Linked DNA regions of Mus musculus: all the other regions are linked to region 3. The links are chromatin loops, found by intact Hi-C in ENCODE. Cell type or tissue: left cerebral cortex. All regions are shown on one strand. Region 1 holds the start of Arid3b (AT rich interactive domain 3B (BRIGHT-like)). Region 2 has its middle 4.1 kb from the start of Sema7a. Region 3 holds the start of Clk3 (CDC-like kinase 3).

Evidence for each region. Hi-C counts contacts between places; a loop is a spot of excess contacts. Peaks named below come from ENCODE experiments on the same cell type or tissue, not always from the same donor. Only the 100,000 strongest peaks of a DNase experiment are listed, where the experiment ranks them.
Region 1: it touches region 3 in a loop (6-fold over the local background); 16 of 42 quality-filtered maps call a loop at or near these places.
Region 2: it touches region 3 in a loop (3-fold over the local background); 3 of 42 quality-filtered maps call a loop at or near these places.

What each region holds. Positions count from the first base shown.
Region 1 is chr9:57,835,875-57,838,374 of GRCm38, forward strand. It overlaps Arid3b (AT rich interactive domain 3B (BRIGHT-like)), which reads right to left and starts at 905. Exons shown (of 9, transcript NM_001379353.1): 1 at 808-905. It also overlaps the pseudogene Gm7547. In left cerebral cortex, a CTCF peak has its summit at 1,129; DNase peaks (open chromatin) are centred at 357 and 1,109; H3K4me3 peaks cover 1,655 bases; H3K27ac peaks cover 573 bases.
Region 2 is chr9:57,934,769-57,937,268 of GRCm38, forward strand. No RefSeq gene overlaps it. Among named protein-coding and RNA genes, the nearest start is that of Sema7a, 4.1 kb to the right of the region's middle. In left cerebral cortex, a CTCF peak has its summit at 1,105 (motif pointing right); a DNase peak (open chromatin) is centred at 1,113.
Region 3 is chr9:57,764,589-57,767,088 of GRCm38, forward strand. It overlaps Clk3 (CDC-like kinase 3), which reads right to left and starts at 526. Exons shown (of 13, transcript NM_007713.5): 1 at 486-526. In left cerebral cortex, CTCF peaks have their summits at 93 and 950; DNase peaks (open chromatin) are centred at 329, 583, 1,023 and 2,022; H3K4me3 peaks cover 1,960 bases; H3K27ac peaks cover 2,500 bases.

The sequences.
Region 1 (2,500 bases), 71 kb after region 3:
AAGCAATTCACTGGTCATTTAGAAATATTCGTATAATCTTTAAAGTCAAACAACACAACTGGAATATTTCAACCAACTCCTGCCAGTCATAGTACAACTGCTTCTTTTCTGGTTGGCACCATCTTCTCGGTAGGCTTTCCTCAGCAAGGGAGAGGGGTGTCCGATAGCGTCTTTATTAAGACAGAGATGACTCCGTTTTACAACTCAATTGGCACATCCTCCCGAAGAGTCCATCTCATCCCAATCCCTAAGCAGCCAAGGATTCAAACAATACTACTAACATCTAGAGAATTTACGTCTCCGAAATCTAACTTCATCTCTCCATCCCTCGCTCGGGTTTTTTAAACTTCCCGGACCTCCAAACCGAGAGCAACGGACTGCTTGCCGCTTGAGCCCGGCCTTGGTGACCATTTCCCTTACCTTCGTTTCCAGCTCTGTCCCCGACCCTCTTCGACCCCTCTTTCCATTCTTTACCTCCCACCCAATGGAGCCCTATCACTTTTACTTCCACCAAGCCCCCTTTGCCAATCTCCCGGCTCTTCTCTAATTACTCCATCTAAGCTCGCTCTGCGGTTGCCAAAAGGGGGGGGGGGTCCCTTACCTTTCCCATCTCTTTATCTCAAACCACTCCTTTGGACACCGGGAGGACGGGGCTCCTCCCGATGCTCTCACTTTTTCTCAGCGGACCCCGGCTTCACTAGCCCGCGTCTCCCCTACACACCTGCCTCGGCTCCCATTTCGGTCCCCTCCACCTGCCACAGCCCCTCTCCCGCCGCGGCAGAAAGAACCACGACCCGCGCCGCTCACCTATGTGCAGCGTTCCGGGCTCGCGGGTAGGGAGGAGGCAGCCGCTCAGACCCCAGCGTAGCAGCTGAGCCTGCTACTCCTCCGCAGCTGGGGGCCACAGCCGGGGCGGGGCCCGCACCGGAAGCTGTGCTGCGGGGCCCGGCCGTCAGCCCGGGGCGGGGGAGGGGCAGGTAGGGGCGGGGCCCCACGGTGGGGGGCGGGGCCCGAGGCCGGAAGCAGCTAAAAAGGGAACGAGGTGGGGGTGGGTGGGTAGTGCGAGACGGAAGTGACTCCTAGAGACCGCCCTCTGGTTGAAGCCGTGGGCGGAAGCCATTTAAGGCGGGCGGAGGCTTCGGCCAATGGGAGAGCACGGACTCAGAGGAGTTCCGGTGTGAGTGCTTTCGCGGGGAGTTGAAAAGAGTAGGACTGACTACAGCACACGGGTTTCTGGCTGCCGTGGTTGTGAATTGTTTGTAATAAGTGAAAGAAAGGAATAAAGAGTGCTAACTTTCAGCTAGTCTTAATGAAGCATTCCAGCCTTTTATTAGTTTTTTTCTAAATTTCACTTTTTGGATTGAAATTTTCCTGTTCTGGAACACCACCTCTATCCATCCCCAACCTCACCTCGTCACAGGGGTTAATGTTTTCTTTCTTCAGGTTCCAAAGGTAGAAGCTGAATCCTGGCACCGCTTATACAATAAAACAACAAAACCTTGTCTTCTGGGACTCCTAACTCTGGGGAACTTCTGTGAATTTATGCATGCACCTCCTTGTTTTACCTTTCTCCCAACTGACCATCATCCTTGATCCAGAGTCTATGGCTCGCTTAGTTTTGGGTCTTAAAACAATCCCAGCCAAAACCTAGAACTTATTGCCACTGGCTTTTCTTGTCCCTTCCCTTCTTCCTTCCCTTCCCCTCTTTTCTTTCTTGTTAGAAGGTAGCTCACCTATTTAGCAAAAGTAGTTGACCATCAAGCTCCAGGAATCCTGTCTTTACTTCTGAAATGCTAGGATTGCAGGTGTGCACCACACCTGGCTTTTTACTGAGGCGTTGGATATCCAAATTTAGACCCTTATTCTTTGGCGCCACGCTCTTAACTCACTAATCCATCTCAGTTCCTGATGAAAACTTTTATGGTTTGTTGTTGTTGTTGTTTGTTTTGTTTTGTTGCAGTCCTGGTCCCTTATTTCTTTTTTGTCCACTAGGCCATGAATTCATATGGAATGGGCTCCAGCAGTTTCCGTTAGTCCTCACAAAGTGTGCTTCTCTGGTTGACGCAGGCTGGCGCTTCAGCTGCACCCGGGTGCCCTTCTCCTTGGCTTCCTTCTTCTGATCGTTCTCCTTCACCCGCTTCAGGAAGCTGTCCCTGCTCTTCGAGTGCTTGATGTGCTCAATCCGCACATTGATCCTCTTGGCCAGAATTTTGCCCTTAACTTGCTTATTTACAATGATGCCCACAGCATGCTGGGTGACATTGTAGACTCTTCCGGGTTTGCCATGGTAGCACTTATGGGGCATTCTTTTTTGAACAGTGCCCATTCCCTTAATGTCTACAATATCACCCTTCTTGTAGATTCGCATGTACGTGGCCAAAGGAACAACGCCATGTTTCCTAAAAGGCCTAGAGAACATTTATACTGGGTGCCTCTCCTCTTTCCCTTTGTGTTCGTCATTTTGGCCAATTACTGGAAGATGGCTGCAGCAGCCGACTTT
Region 2 (2,500 bases), 170 kb after region 3:
GACCTAAATTTATGAAGGGGCTGTATTCTATAAAGTGAATAGACAGAATTGTGTAGCTTTAGACCACTATTTGGCAGTCTTCCAGAGGAAGAAACCTTTGTGCAGAGCTAAGAAGATGGGCAGAGGTCCTCCATGATGGAGTACATTGTCATCAGAGGCATGTACTTAGAGGCTGTCTGAGGCCACGAGGGCTGTGTTAAGAGGCTCCTAAGTTGGACTGTATGCATGCCTTTTGAATAATGCTTTTGGTCCCAAGAAGTGCAATTTGTGAGTTCTTACATCCATGAGAAAAGGTGAGTGATTTTTTGGAGCACTGGCCTATATGTGGTCTTCTCATTGCTAGGGTCCTAGCAAGCCCAAGGATCATATCAGCTGGGAGGGTCCGGGCCTACCCTATGTAAAGCATAGTAAGAGTGCATGTCGTCCAGGGTCCAAGCAAAAAAAAAAAAATGCCGAAGGTACCATGCTTTACTCCAGGCCAGAAAGGAGCTGGTTAGGTAAACAACTGCGTCAGCTCTTCTTTCTCACTTGTGAACAAAGAAACCATGGTGGCTTACACCTATGATCTCAATACTCAAGAGGCTGAAGCAGGAGGATTGGTGTAAGTTTGAGACCAACCTGGACTACAAGAGAGTAAGACCCTGTCAAGAAGAAAAAGAAGAGGAGGAAGGGGAGGAGAAGGAGGAAGTGGAAGAGGAAGAGAAGGATAAGGAAAAGAAGGAAGAAGGAGAAGAAGGATAAGGAAAAGGAGGAGGGAGAGGAAGAGGAGCAGAAGGGAGAAGGAGGGAGGAGGAGGAGGAAAGAAAGGAAGGAAGAAGGAAAGGAAAGAAAAAAAGAATCAGAGTTGGCCTGGGACAGGGCACTGCCAAATAACTTAGCTGCCAAGCTGAGATAGGAACTTTCCAGATCCATCTAGTCAGGAGATTTTGTTACAACTGATGGGTCACATGTGATTTCATGTGATTGTATCTGATCCAGGCCCTGGAGAGCAAGAATGGAAGCTCAGAGATGGGTCTGTGGCCTGGGAATGGGCTGGAGGGAGGAGATTTCTCTGCAAAGGTTTGGGAGTTTCTGTCCTGTCCCTAAGACTTGCAGACACCAGGTGGCGCTCCTACCACAAGCCCAGTGCCATCTAAGAGTGCTAAACTGTCTCACCCAGTCATACTTGAGCTGACCGCCTTAACGGAAGGTGAAAAAGTCTAGCTCTTCTCTGCCTGTCCTCACTAAATATTCCTCTCTGGATTTTCACATTTTGATCTCATTGAGTTTTTAACAATTTAGGGTAGAGATCAAATGAAAATGTATGTTTGCGACAGATACAGGTATAGGCTGGCACTGGGCAGTGCAGACCAGAGGGGCTAAGTAATGTGTGTTTTTCAAGTCTTTCAATCAGAGTTGGTAGCTGGTAGACTCTGATCCGGCTTAGGGAGAGAAAGCAGGAGCTTGAGAACAAGCTGGTGAGGGTTTGGAGATGTGTGGTGTGGTGAGATGTGGTACTGGGATCTGTAGAGCCTAAAGAGCTCTGCACTCACTCCTACCCAGGCACACCTAGGCATGTGGCCAGCAACAATGGTAACTAAAGCTACTGTGCCATGCTTGTGAGACGGACAGGCATGGTGTGCAGAGTGGTCCAGATGTGGCCTAAAAACTGTTTTGTTTCTTAAAACTTTATTTATTTATTTATTTATGTATTTATTTATGTATGTATTTATTTATTATTCTGTGTATATGGGTGTTTTACCTGTTCACATGTCTCTGCACCATATGTATACACTGCCATCAGCCCCTGGAACTGGAGTTATAGCCAGTTGAATGCTAGCATGTGAGTACTGGGAATAGAATGTGGGTCCTCTGGAAGAGCAACCAGTGCTCTTAACCATTAAGCTATCTCTCTAGCTCCTAACACCTGGCATCATGCATCCGTGTTAACTTTTTTGGATCATTTGGTGATGCTTTTATTTGATGATGATCTCTTTAAACCGGAGAGTTTGAGCAAAGACTTAACTTTCAACTTCACTTGAAAAGCCAGACGGTCTATCTGCTGCCTTTTCTGTGGCCTCCATGGTCCTGAGCTGAGTAGCAGCTGTCCTGTAAACAGCATTCCACCCATGACCTGCTTGGTCTGTGTGCCTCTGACAATTAGGGGACATGAAGATGAGTAAATCGTTCCTGTTGTTAGAGGCAGGCCTGGGTGGAGACTTAATGGCAGGGATGGAATCCTACATGAGGAGGCGACACAAACGACTAGAGCTATTAATAACCCTGAGAAGTTAGATTCTTAGATTATTATATCTATGAAAATTAGTATGATGGTCAACCTGTGTGTATGTTGTATCTCCTCACCTTGGGCCTCTTGTTGGGGTAGGTCATGCCTGCAAGGTCAGGCTGTGGAATCAAGACTGAGGAAAGCTTGGGAAAGGAGAAACGGACTGAGTTTGGTCCCAGAGGGTAAGAGGCTCTGTTGGAATATTGTGATGGACCTTAGGACCTCCGCTGGTTC
Region 3 (2,500 bases):
CCTTCCTTCTGCCCGAATCCCAGGGATCTCAGAGCCCCGTTCCCCGTAACCGCCAAGGGAAGACCCGGCGACCAAAGGGATGGCCAGCCTGGGCCAGAATCAAACTCCAGGCGGCGCGCGAAGGAGATCTGCGGGCTAAGCCTCGAGCTCGGGGCAGGGAAAGCCTTTCCAGGATAGCCTAGGTCGGACGCGACCCAGCCAGCGGGCCGGCGCGGGACCCAAAGGGAAGCCTCCCAGCCGGCTCCGAGGCCGCTGGAGCTCCGCCTCCAACACCGCGGGAACCAGAAAAGGGGTCTGCAGTGACCGCCCTCAGGGAGAGAAGCGGCGGGTCAGGGGTGAGAGGTCGGGACCGCGGCCTGACGTGGGCCGAAGAGGGAAATAGGTCCAAGCCGAGACCCGACCGGGTGGCACGGTACCCGTACCGGCGTGGCCGTCCCCACCGACTCACCCCAGCTGCCCGGCCACGGGCTCGGGCCCACACTCACCGTCTCCCAGGCTCCGGCTGCGGCTAGGCCCCACTCCCCACTCCGAGCGCCTCTTCCGCTTCCGGCTCTGGCCTCCGCCCGTGGCAGCACCGCCCCCTCGCGTGACGCAGCCGTCGGCGGCCCGGGCTCGACCCGGCCCAGAGGCCTGACCGCTCTAGCCCCGAACTCGCAGACTCTGGGGGACTGGCCTGCCCCGCCAGGGTCCGGGCGACATCGGTGGAGGTCTCTTCCCGGAGGTCCCGGGAGCAGCCTCGGGCCGCGGCCTGCCCCTCTCCGTGTGGTGCTGCACGTAGGCCCCCGAGGCCGCATCGGTGCGCGACCACGGTCTGAGGACGGCTCTGGGCCTAAAGGAGGAACCCACCGGACTGCCAGGCTGGGGCCGCTTCCCCGCCGCGGCCCAGCTGTGCTCGCCAGCCTCTTCCTGCGCGCGGAGAGGACCGGCATTGTTCTCCCGGGGCCCGGGAGGGCGCTAGAGACGAAGGCGGTCGGTGCGCCCGGGCAGAGGAAGGCGGGCGCGACTCCGCTTGCGCGCAAGAAGCAAACGACACATTCTGCTCTCGGCTTGTGCGGGTTTTTTGAAAGTCCTGGTGCCACGCCCCAGCTGGCTCGAGCGAGCAGTCTCCGGGAAGATCCCCGCGAGCCTCGGCGGTGGGGTCTGACGGAGAAATCGTCCCCTTCCCTTGAACACCTCAGAGCGTCTTGCTGTCAGTCTTGCTAGGAAACCCGCGCCACACAAAAGCCCCGAGCCGCGCCGCGCTCCCGCTCTGCCACTCGAGTCACTCAGCCCGTCCTTTCGCTGCGGCATCGGGCGTGAGGCACCCAGTCTAGACCCCTCCCACCTACTGTCCAACGCTTTGTCGTGGCAGGATCATGAGGTCTTATTTTTTTTTTTTTCAGAAGAGAATACAAGTCGCGGTCCTTTGGTTGGGCCTCGCTTTGACAGCGTCCCCGCCCCCGCGCGTCGCGCAGCCAAGCGGGCGGGTGCCGCGCCTAATTGCCCCACGCCACGCGAGGTCCGCGAGGCTGCGGCGGCCGGCCAGGGCGGGGCATAGCTTTAGGATCTTGCTGACTCAACGCGGACAGCCAGGGTTTCCCAGGTGTCCCCTCCCCGTACGGGATGCGCGCCCACCAGGTGCTGTGGCTCCCTAGGCCCCCCTGCAGTGATGAAACTGCCTTTAGAGAGCTTTGCCTCTGGTTCTGACGTAATGGCCCGGCATCTTCATCACCAACCAAGTAAAAGCGGTTGAGTTAAAAAGCTGGGTGATTATGTTTTGCAAACTCAAACTGACTCATAGTCACCTTCCAACCCCACAGACATTCAACAGCCATTTCAACTGCTTCTGCCCGAGTCCTGCCCCATTGGTTTCCAGCCTAGAAGCCAAAGATTGAAATATCCAGGCGTCAGAAGATGCAGCTCCCACCTGAGGCCAGGCCCACACTGATAGAATTTCCTTCGTTCACAGGTTTCTGTGGTGTCGTCACCTCCTACCAATGCTGCCCAGCCATGTTTCCATGGCTACGGGAAAATAGCATCCTCCAGTTTAAGGCCGACATCCTCAAAAAGTTCCCATCTCCTGCCCTACCCCAAGTGTCAGAAATGAGATAATTTAGACCGTCTTCCTGCCTACCATCCTAACAGGAAAAATCAGGGCCATCTGCCTACAGCCCCCACTCTCTCTACAGAGAGGACTTCTTGCTGACAGCTGATATAGGAGCTGTCTCCTAGCCCTGTCCTCTCCAGAGGCTGCAGCTTGGCCTTCCTCCTGGATGGTCTCCCATTAGACCTTCGTCCTCTTGTCTCTCTTCATAAAACCTAGCAGAAGAAAAGAACTGGTTCTGAAGTAAAGTTAGGTTGATGAACGTCTCCCGGCATACACATCTCATCTCTGTGGTACTCTGTTGAGAGGAACCTTGGAACCGCTCCTCCACCCCTTGCTCAGCCCTGCGCTCCCCCAGAAGGAGACTTGCTGCTTACCCACTGCTCCAAAGCACCAGCTTCCACCAGCCTGTGCCCT